2 separate regions of the Homo sapiens genome follow, and region 2 is linked to region 1. A link is an interaction called in ENCODE POLR2A ChIA-PET data of the cell type or tissue named here. Cell type or tissue: OCI-LY7. All regions are shown on one strand. Each heading gives the region's core, and the rest is flanking DNA. Links, peaks and the distances in the headings are about the cores only.

Region 1 (5,383 bases), core at 93-5,092:
GTTTGAAAGGGAAGTAACATCTTAGACATTTTGCTTACTAGCTTTCAATGTAAACGTAATTACTCAAAATCTGTGGTCAAAGATATCCTTTCTTTTAAACTGACAGAGGTTTTAATAAAACATTAAAAGGATTTTTTTTTATATGAAGGCTGTAAGGATGTGTACCTAAGTTTGAAAAAGTTTTAAGCACCTGGATTCTTATGTGCTTATGTTTCAAACAGAGTTCACTCAACTTGAAAGTCATCCGTTCCTTAATAAGTGCTGCCAATAGGGAATAAGAAAAAAATACTTTGAACAGAAAATTCTCCTTGTTTTTGGTGAACAGAGAAGTATTGTTGTTTGTTTTCTGAAGGGCACAGGAGATGGGGGTAGAGGTAGGGGTGTTTGTTTTGATGAGGTCTGCTTTGAAGAGCTCTTCTGAAGCCTTCCCAGGCGAGGCCAAGCAGGGGTGTGGGGTTTAATGCAGTACATACCCGGGAAGTAGGGGCCTGGTTCAGCTGCAAGTCATTTACACTTTCAGGATTCTCTCCAAAGAGGACCTTGGACCAAAGCAGGCTGAGCAAATCATACACTGGATTTCAAATTGTGATGGGACACTACAGAAGGAATAAAAATATTTATAGGTCCTAAGTTACCTATGGTGCAGGTTAACTGAATTTGAGAAGAACTTGGAATTTTACTAATTTGGTGGGCAGACGTATGTTTTCTGAGTGGCAGATTCTATGGGAAGGCTAGGAAAGTTATCTGGAAGCATTCTATGAATTATCTCTTAGCTATTGGAGTGCAGGCCCTACTATCTTTAGCCATACTTAAGAGAGGAATCAGAGCCTTCTCCAGTTGTTCCTCTGTTAATTTGAGAATTTACTGGGTTCCACTTGCCTCCTTGCCAACTGAATTCTCCCAGCTCCTCCAGAGAGGATAGAGGTGCTGCTACTGCCACCCCTGGCCTCTCACATGGTCACCAGCTACATCCCACATAGATGGAAGCCTGCAGTTTCTGAGCCATCTGAATCAAGTAGCATGAACTGGAGATCAATGTAGCTGGCTTTAGATGAAAACTCCAGAGATACCTGAAGTGTCCAAGTCTCACTTTTCCAATGACAAGTTTGTTACAGGAATTCATAGCCAGTACAAAATTACATCAAAAAATTAGTAAATCATTCCTTAGTTCTTCCCTAGCCCCACTGGAAGGAGAAAAGGAACAAGTAAGATAAACATCTGTTTTGTTAAAAATACTCATTGTTGCAGTCAGAGGTTTCTCTTTTGATTTTAGCTTTTTTTCTTTAAATAGGCAGTACTTATTATTTTAAAATGTAAATGATATTAAAAGGAATGAATTGAAAGTCTCACTCTCGCCCTGTCCCCATCCATCTCACAACCCACCCCCATTCCCCATAAGTAAGTGTGTTTTAAATATTCTTGTGTACTTCTCTTCCAGGGTGCCTGCCCAGTGTTTCTTTAGGTATATATATAAAGAAAATCAAATATATATAATTCCTGTTATTTCTTTCTTTTTTTTTTTTTTTTTTTGAGACGGAGTCTCACTCTGTCACCCAAGCTGGAGTAATCTCGGCTCACTGCAACCTCCGCCTCCCAGGCTCAAGCAATTCTCCTGCCTCAGCCCCAGCTACTCGGTCCCAGAGTAGCTGGGACTACAGGCACATGCCACCATGCCCAGCTAATGTTTTTTTTGTTTTGTTTTGTTTTCTTTTGAGATGGAATCTTGCTCTTGTCGCCAGAGTGACAGGAGTGCAATGGCACAATATCAGCTCACTGCAACCTCTGACTCCTGGGTTCAAGCGATTCTCCTGCCTCAGCCTCCCAAGTAGCTGGGACTACAGGCACGCGCCACCATGCCTGGCTAATTTTGTATTTTTAGTAGAGACAGGGTGTCGCCGTGTTGGCCAGGCTGGTCTTGAACTCCTAACCTCATGATCTGCCCGCCTGGGCCTCCCAAAGTGCTGGCATTACAGGTGTAAGCCACCGTGCCCAGCCTAATGTTTGTATTTTTAGTAGAGACGGGGTTTCACCTTGTTGGCCAGGCTGGTCTCAAACTCCTGATCTCAAGTGAACTGCCTGCCTCCGCCTCCCAAAGTGCTGGGATTACAGGCGTTGAGCCACCGCACCTGGCCATTTCTCTCCTTTTTTTTTTTTTTTTTTTTTTTTTAACACAACAGACAGCATACTACAAATATTAATCTGCTCCTTGTTCTTTTTACTTAATCACCCTTGGGATCTTTCCTTATCGGCACATGATATGCTTCCTTTTTTAAATTACAGCTGCATAGTATTCCATCATATGACATACTTTATTTGGGTTGTTTCAGTTTTCTGCTTTCACAAACAGAGCAATCAAGGGTTTCTGAACAGTTATTTCTGGGCTCAAACCTTGTTCCTTCTAGTCACTCAAAATTCCATAGGCATGTATGTGGCTGCCCACGGAGTATATATTAAACTTTCACAGGGTAGAGATGGAAGTGGCTTTAGAGCTGGTCTATTCCAACTCACTGGTTTAAATAAGAAGAAACCAAAGTTCCTGTGAAGTGACTTCCCCAAGTTGCAGAGTGGTTGGCCTGGGTCCAGAGCCCAGGCTTCCTGATTCCCAGGCTGACATTGTTCCTGCTGGATCACACTGCTGGGTGCTAGGGTGTGGGGAGGGTATATAAATACCACTGGCTCCTCCAGGAGCATAGAACTCATTAGATACAAAGTAGAACATGGTAAGAGTCAAGAGAGAGCCACAAGGCCTAGAGGGGATTCTTTTAAGGAGGAAGACACTTGGTTAGAGGAAATCTGGAAAGGCTGCATAGAGAAGGTAGCATTCAAGATGGGCCTTGGAGGGTGGATAGGATTTCACCAAGTAGAAAACGTGGAAGAAGGTTATTCCAAATGAAGAGACCAGCAAGAGCAAAGACGTGGACATGCGAAAACATCAGGCATCTTTGGGAAGCAAGGAGTCGAGTATGATTGGTACATAATATGTGATTGGAAGATAAGAATACTAGTAACTTCACTGAGATTATTGATCACTTACCTAATGCCAAGTGTTACTCTGAGTGCTTCTTCAATGTTACTCTTTAATCTTCACAACCCCACGATGTAGGTACCATTATTATCCTCCACTTTACAGGTGGGGACTCTGAGGCACAGAGAGGGTAGGAATTTTCTTAGGTCATAAGGCACACAGCTAGTAAGGTTACATTTTAGGAAGTCTGAATCTAAAATACTATTAACACTTCTCCATGTTACCGGGAGATGAGACTGGAGAAAGAAAATGATCATATTTGAGAGGATCTTGGAATTCATGTGGAGACACAAAAAGGTTTCTCCTACCATGAGTTGTAAAAAGAAAGAAGGGGATAAACATTTTTTAAGTACATACTATGTTTTCAAAAGATCATGTGTGATAGATGTTATTTCCCACAGAATTCAGATGAGAGAACTAGGGTTCAGAGGAAGTAAGTAACTTGTCCAAAGCCTCAAAGCTCTTAAGTGGTGAAGAAAGCGTTGAGTACCCTGTCTGATCAAAAGCCTGCGCTCTTGCACAGACAGTGTTTTCCCAAAGTAGCCCATGGAATACTCGTGCCCAGCCTAGCGGGGGATGGGGTTTTGTGGTCAACTCAGCTTGGGAAATGCTAAGATAACCAAGTTAGGCCTTCAGGTACTTTTAATATGCTATTGTGCTTCATAAATCAACCGAGAGGTAGATGTAGCATCTCATGTTTCCAAAACTAAACTTCCTCTCCCACTCCTCCTAAGTCCTTTGCATGTCACATTGAGCGGAAATCGTGCTGAGAGGGGCTATCAGTTTGGAAAGGCCTAAAGAGGCCATACTAGAGAAGCGAAAGGTGTATTTCCTGATCACCTGTGTCTGTTGCCACTCTTCACAGATACATAATGCTAAAATTCAGAAAGGCTGTTGAATCTTACTTCCTGAGGGCTGCACGGAAGCTATCTAAACTTCCACGTCTCAGAAAAGTGGTATTTTTTGTTTTGTCTTTGTGTGTTCGTATTCATTTGGGTTTTTTCTTTTCGGTTTTTTTTTTTTTTTTGGTATCAAAATGAAAAAAACTTGATTTCCTTTTTTTTTTTTTTTTTCCAGAGATGAGGTCTCACTAGATTGTCCAGGTTGGACTTGAACTAACTCGTGGCCTCGAGTGATAACTCCCACCTCAGTCTTTCTAGTAGCTGGGTCTATAGGGCACACATTGCACTCAACTCCAATTTTATGTCTAATGTAAAAATCTCCCAATTTCTATTCTAGTTCTTTTATAACCTGAGATAAAGATGTTGGGATGTTGAGAACCAAAAAATATATATAGGACATGCTTTCTTAGGTTTCTTAGGCTGTGTACCTAACTTCTAATTAGCTGGTGGTTTAATATATAATCCAATGTTGCTATCATATCACTATAAAAGACAGTCTGGCCAAAAAGAATACCTTCACACTCTTCCTCTGAAAATCCTCATGAAATGTTAAACTTACACATGTGGCATGGCTGAACCAAATAGGACCTTTGTCACTAAAAAGGAACTCTGCAAATCTTAAACACCGTATGAAAATAATATTCTTTGGCTGCAAATTCTGCCTACTAAATGACATTTTTGTGCACATTTGTTATTGCATTTGATAAGTTGGGTAGAGTTTCCTTTTCAATTTCAGTATTTTAAGAATTTTGAGGTGCTTGGGATGATTATTGGAATAGTCAGAAATGCTGTTGGTGGTTTTATGACACCATAAAATGACTTCGTTGCAAGGATGAGAGTGATGCTTAACATCCATTTTTATTTAGATAGCTGGGATCTCGGTAAAGGCTTACATATAACTCCAGATGCTTGCTAAACATGTAAAATCACTAGTTAGTAGTGTTATTTCATAGTTTTGGAGATACTGAATGGTGATCTCTTCAGATATAAGATAGGATTGACTGTTAGGTATTTTTCCTAGGAAAGTTTTTGTAATAAGGTAGTTTGCTTCTGCTGCTACTGAAATTTAATTTTAATCACTCAAAGCTGTGAGCAAAGTTCAGGCTCCCTCTTTTACCAACTGAATTAAGACTGAGAGGTAGAATAGTTAGGATAATCATGGGTTCATTTTTGCCCTAAGTCTATAGTTAGTGGAACCCAAATGAAAAATACAAATAACATAGATTTGTTCATTCATAACCTCTCTTAGGCCAAAATGAACACTATATTGTGATGCAAATGCCAGCAGAACAGATTGGAAAATAGAACAGTATTGTGGCCGGGCGCGGTGGCTCACGCCTGTAATCCCAGCACTTTGGGAGGCCAAAGCGGGCAGATCACGAGGTCAGGAGATGGAGACCATCCTGGCTAACACAGTGAAACCCTGTCTCTACTAAAAATACATAAAATTAGCCAG
Region 2 (5,383 bases), core at 290-5,289, 330 kb before region 1:
GGCTTTTTCTTCCTGTTGGTTCTTTCATTCAAAATACCATCTTGGATTTCATTAATACTCTACAGTTAAAGAAATCAAATTCTGAAGCTCTGTCATTTCTCAGGTGAAAGTGTAAAGTGTTAGTTCATTCTTACTATCATAATTGTAAAGAGTGTAAGGAAAGTTATTTTATATATTTGATATATTTATTAATTTAACAATTCACTTCTTTTCTTTCTTTCTTTTTTTTTTTTGAGATGGAGTCTTGCTCTGTCACCCAGGCTGGAATGCAGTGGCACAATCTCGGCTCACTGCAACCTCCACCGCCCAGGTTCATGCCATTCTCCTGCCTCAGCCTCCCGAGTAGCTGGGATTACAGGCACCCGCCACCACACGCAGCTAATTTTTTTTGTATTTTTTTAGTAGAGATGGGGTTTCACCGTGATAGCCAGGATGGTCTCGATCTCCTGACCTTGTGACCTGCCCGTCTCGGCCTCCCAAAGTGCTGGGATTACAGGTGTGAGCTACTGCGCCCGGCCTAACAATGCACTTCTAATTATATTTTAGTTTTTTCTCTTCCACAATAAAAAGAAATACATGGGACCCAAAACTTAGTGCATGGTGTCAGCATCTCGCACAGAGTGATAAAATGGCCATGATGGTAATCCTCATTTGGAAACGTAGCTGACTTTTGAGGGTCAGAATTATAGTTCAGCCCCAGTTTGGGAGGGGGGTACAACTTTCTCCTCATCCCAGACAGAAAACTCTTTTTTCTCTCTCCTCTCCCCCTTCTCTCTTCCTCCTTCTCTTTCTATATTTAGCACAAACTTCAGAGCCTTCTTTAGGAATAAATTTCGACATTTAATAAGCTTTAATGAAATCTTATACAAATCCTTCACTTGCCATCTTAAACTGATTTTATCTCACTTTCTTTTGAGAATTAATTCTGGATTTGCACATTCTGACATAATCCCAAATAAGCTAAACATTTAGAGATTCACAGATACATATAAATGGAAAAAAACTCTTACCCTGACATGTCTAAATGACCCCAAACAGTTGAAGAAAAAACAGAAAGTCAAGACATTATTTCCACTCTTTGAAAGTTTAGGTGATGAATGCCTAGATTATCTTTTATAGAGCTGAACATTTTTTCTTTATCTTTTGTTTCTCTACAAGCTTAGATTTTAAAATAGAACCAGTGGTATTTTTTCATATGTAAATATTCCCCAAAAATTTTATTAAATTCATTCAGAAGTCTATTTTGATGTCAGAAGAAATTTGCTATAAATAAATCATATTCTCAAATAACCCACATCTTGGATTTTAAGATAGTTTCTTTACCAAAGAAAACATGGGTACTTTCGAGCAAGCACCCATTAATGTAACACTCCATGTACCCAGCCATGGAAAGGGCTCCTCCTGCTCCTGAAATCACTAAGCTGAGGGCAGATTGGTCACTCTGGGGTGAGAAAAAGATTCCAGTGCCCAACAGAACTCATGACTCCCATCTCTCCCACATGGCCAATGACAAAATACAGGAGTTAAATGAGGACCATAAGGACACACCAAGATAGTAATTACATTTCCCCTTTCCAAAGCAAGATCATACCAGTGTCTTGTTTTGTTAAAAATTAAGTACTGAGAAATGGTGCTAATAGTGGACCAAAAGTTTTGAGGTCTATGTGGAAGACAGAAAGCGAAGGACTCAGATTTACATGGAACCCAAAGCAAAAAGCCTGCAATAAAAAGTGAGCATAAAAGTCCAAGCTCAGAGTCAAGAAGCCATCAGGACGCTCAACTAAATGATATCCTGCAGAGCAGCTGGACTACTTATAGGCTCCTCTCCATCACTCCACCATCACAACTCCTCCACCCCCACCCTAAATAATTTGCTGGCAGTGAGAAGGCATTTGGCTCCATGCTAAAACCTTAAGATTTGCACCAAAGGAAGTATTCATTTTCAGGGCTAGCAGACTTCCTTCTGTGAGTATTGAGGTCAAATATCAGTAGGTTAGAGTCTTTGGGGACTCCAGGCCTCACAGGGCGATGTGGACAGCAAAGCTGCAGCTGGCAATAAAGCTGTCCTTACTCTGGCAATTGTGGTAGAATAAAAAGAGACCCTAATGAAACGGAATAAAATAACAACAAAGTAGACTCAATGAACAAAATCAAAGGTGTTTTTTTTAAACCAAAGAATCTCTTAAATTTATTAGGATAAATACTTAGAGAAAACAAGACATAAGTCACATAGATGCATTAAGCCATAAACTATCCCAATGAAGTCAGTCCCTCACCAGGGTCCCAGTATACAAATGTTCATATAAAGCAAGGTATCAGTATTAGCTTTCAAACTGAATATATGTTGTAAAATATCCAAGGTTGAGTTAGAAACAGGACGTGGGGGTGGGGTGGCACAGGAGGGGAGGGAGGAGACATTCTTTTTTCTAGTAGATTCAGGGAATACATGTGCATGTTCATTTCCTGCATGTATTGCATAATGCTGGAGTTGGGGCTTCTAATGATCCCCTCATCAAAGGGATCATAAATGAAACAACAATACAGTAGAAAAAAATTTGCCAAGCTTGATTAAAACCAGTGAAAGAAAACACAAATAAGCAATATTAGAAAATATACGTGTAAGATTTTATGAGCCTACTACCTATATTCAAAAATATAGATAAAAGCTTTCCCAGAAAATAAAAGTATAAAAACTGACTCAAGAAAAGGGAACTAATTAAATGGGGCAATAATCGCAAAATGTATAAAGACAAATTTCTACCCAACACGAAGGTACCGAGCCCAGGCAGTTTTACAGGCAAGTTCTGTAAAACCTAGATTAACAGAGTTCTTGACAAGGGAGAGAATATAGTCATGGGTTCTTAGTCTCTGTTTCTGGTTGGGCCAATAAAGCCCCTTTCTCCTCCTCCTTTTCCACTTATCACTAGAGTCAGAAACTAAAAAACATGGCTTTGGGCTGCTAAAAGCCTAAGGCAAAACAAAACACAACAACAACAACAACAAAATAAGGCAGGTTGAACCCCTGTGAGGCTGGTATAACCAGGATAAGGCTTATGGTTATCAAAACTAGATAAAGACATCATAAAGCTACAGAAAACCATTCTTACTTGCCAATATTAAATAGAATACATAATGGCAAACCAAATCTTAAGAATAGTATATTATTATAAAATAATTGTGTATCATGACCAAGTAAGGTTGTCACAGGAATGCAAGGATGGCTCAATATTAGAAACCCTATGGGTATTTACAACAATAATATATTTAAAGAGAAAATTCTATAATTTTTATTGCATCTTCTGTTAGAATGGGTTTTAGTTGTAGACTATATATTCCCATTCCACAAGGGCAGGGTACTACTGTACTTCCAGAATCCAGCACACTCACTCCTCCACTTGCAAAAATTTGTGGAGTGCATGCTTGAAGCCAGGCACTCTCCTGGGGATATAGCAATAAGCAAAAACAAAGGCCCTGCTCTCTTAGATCCTGTAGTCTGGTCATACAATGAACAATAAACATTAAATACACAGTTTTAGGTTGTAATAAGTGCTATGAATAAAATAAAATAGGGTGAGAGAGATAAAGGGTGACAAGAGGTGCAATTTTATATAAAGAGGTCAGGAAAGGCCTCCAATGAGGTTAGGAGGAGCACAGAAATCTGCACAAAATGAGGGAGTAAGCCAAGGCCAAATCGAGGGGAGGAGCGTTTCAGGCACGGGAAAGAACAAGTCCAAAAGTCCTGAGTCAGACACTTGCTTGGTTTATCTGAGAAATAGCAAAGAAGCCAGTGTGGCTAGAGCAAAATGGCTGGGACAGAAATGGGGTCAGAGAAGTGGCTAGGGGCCAGTGCCTGCAGGGCCTAGCGAGGAATGGCAAGGACTCCGCATTTCACTGTCAATACACTGGGCAGCAAGGGTTGAGAGTAAAAGGAATTGGTAAGATTGATTTAAAAATTTTAAAGGCTTATTTTGGCTACCATAATGAATAGACTATACCTGGAGCAAAAAGTGGGAACTGGCACACCAGTTAGACTACTATAGAGGCACAGGTGAGAAATGCTGGCTCACACTGGGTAGGAAGGTCCCCCCACTGCATGTCTGCTCACTAAGTATTTGCTTTTTCATTTTTTGATCATATTTTCAGGAAATTTCTATGTGACACATTTGTTAACAAAAGTAATGAATGTCAACAATACAGAATTTTACATGTTGTAAGCACTTTCTGTATTTCCACTTGGGTGAAAAACAAAGGCAAAAGCAATGTCAACACTATCTTTTCTAATGCAAGTCATTAGGAGAAGCATTGACTAAAGACCAATCCACACAGAGTAGAAGATAAAGATTTTGCAATACACTATTTTCTAAATTTGATCATTAGACTAGGGATGCCAACTCTTTTAGTCCCACAAGATCCTCGGGGAGAAAAACATCTTGTAAAAATAACTTTGGGAAATGCTAATACCACATCTAAGATAGATTGGATGCTTACCATAAGCCAGGTCCTCTTGCAAAAGGACCTCTATGTTTTATTTTATTTGATCCTTACAACCACCCTATGATGTAGTGTAGCAGAGATGCTAGCTCTTCCATTCTCCCCGTGATGTAGGCTAAAAACCATCCAGAACCCCCTTCCATGAAGGATATGTTGCTGGTAGTGCTGTTGGCCAGAAGGCCTCTGTCTGTCAGGCTCTTCAGGGATCACCTCAACTTCCAACGGCTCCCTCACCCACAGTCACCCTTCTTCCCATAATGGCCTGTACCTAATGACTGATCAATGTAGGAACATAAAGGCCTGACCATCCTGTGGAGCCTGCATAGTATCCTGACTTCTCTCTCTGCCCTCCCTTCCATCACTACTGATCCAATAAACATTTTGCAAGCTGAACTTCGTCTCAGAGCTGCTTCCTAGGAAACTCAACCTATGATAATCACTCCTCTTCTTTTACAGAAATAAATGCCAAGAATAAAGACATTTCCTAGCTTCCCTTGGAGTCTGCTGGGTGTGGCCATTCAACCATGCTCTGGCCCCTGGGATGAAAATGGAAGTCATGTGTGCAACTTCCAGGAAGTGTTCTTAGCAGTGCCCCTCTTTCTCCTCCTGCTGGCTGGAATGCAGACATGAAGGCTGGAGTGGGAGCAGCCACTTCTTGAGGACAGCAAAGGAACAAGAAAAAAGGAGGCCCTGTGCCAGTCATCAAATCGAATTGATGGTATGTAGCAGAAACAGATTTGAATCTAGATCTGACTCCAAAGCTTATGCTCTCATGCCACACTAAGATGCCTCTGGGAGAAAATTCTGTGATACTTTTCCTTAGGAGAAGCGCTAATTTCATAATTCCTGAGCACAGAAGAAACAGATATGGATGTTCAAATAAAGTGTGCAA

The links. ChIA-PET counts read pairs that join two places held together with the same protein. Peaks named below come from ENCODE experiments on the same cell type or tissue, not always from the same donor. Only the 100,000 strongest peaks of a DNase experiment are listed, where the experiment ranks them.
Region 2: POLR2A ChIA-PET joins it to region 1 with 6 read pairs; 2 of 35 experiments call an interaction of 5 or more read pairs at or near these places.

The regions. Positions count from the first base shown.
Region 1 is chr2:54,441,889-54,447,271 of GRCh38, reverse strand. It overlaps LOC102724072 (a long non-coding RNA gene), which reads right to left. Exons shown (of 4, transcript XR_940094.3): 4 at 2,397-3,139. Among named protein-coding and RNA genes, the nearest start is that of SPTBN1, 12 kb to the left of the region's middle. In OCI-LY7, for the core only: no CTCF peak of the experiment used is centred there; no DNase peak of the experiment used is centred there.
Region 2 is chr2:54,773,742-54,779,124 of GRCh38, reverse strand. The region is part of intron 2 of EML6 (EMAP like 6); the gene reads right to left. Among named protein-coding and RNA genes, the nearest start is that of EML6-AS1, 25 kb to the right of the region's middle. RefSeq lists a silencer at 370-517. In OCI-LY7, for the core only: a CTCF peak has its summit at 5,129; a DNase peak (open chromatin) is centred at 3,214.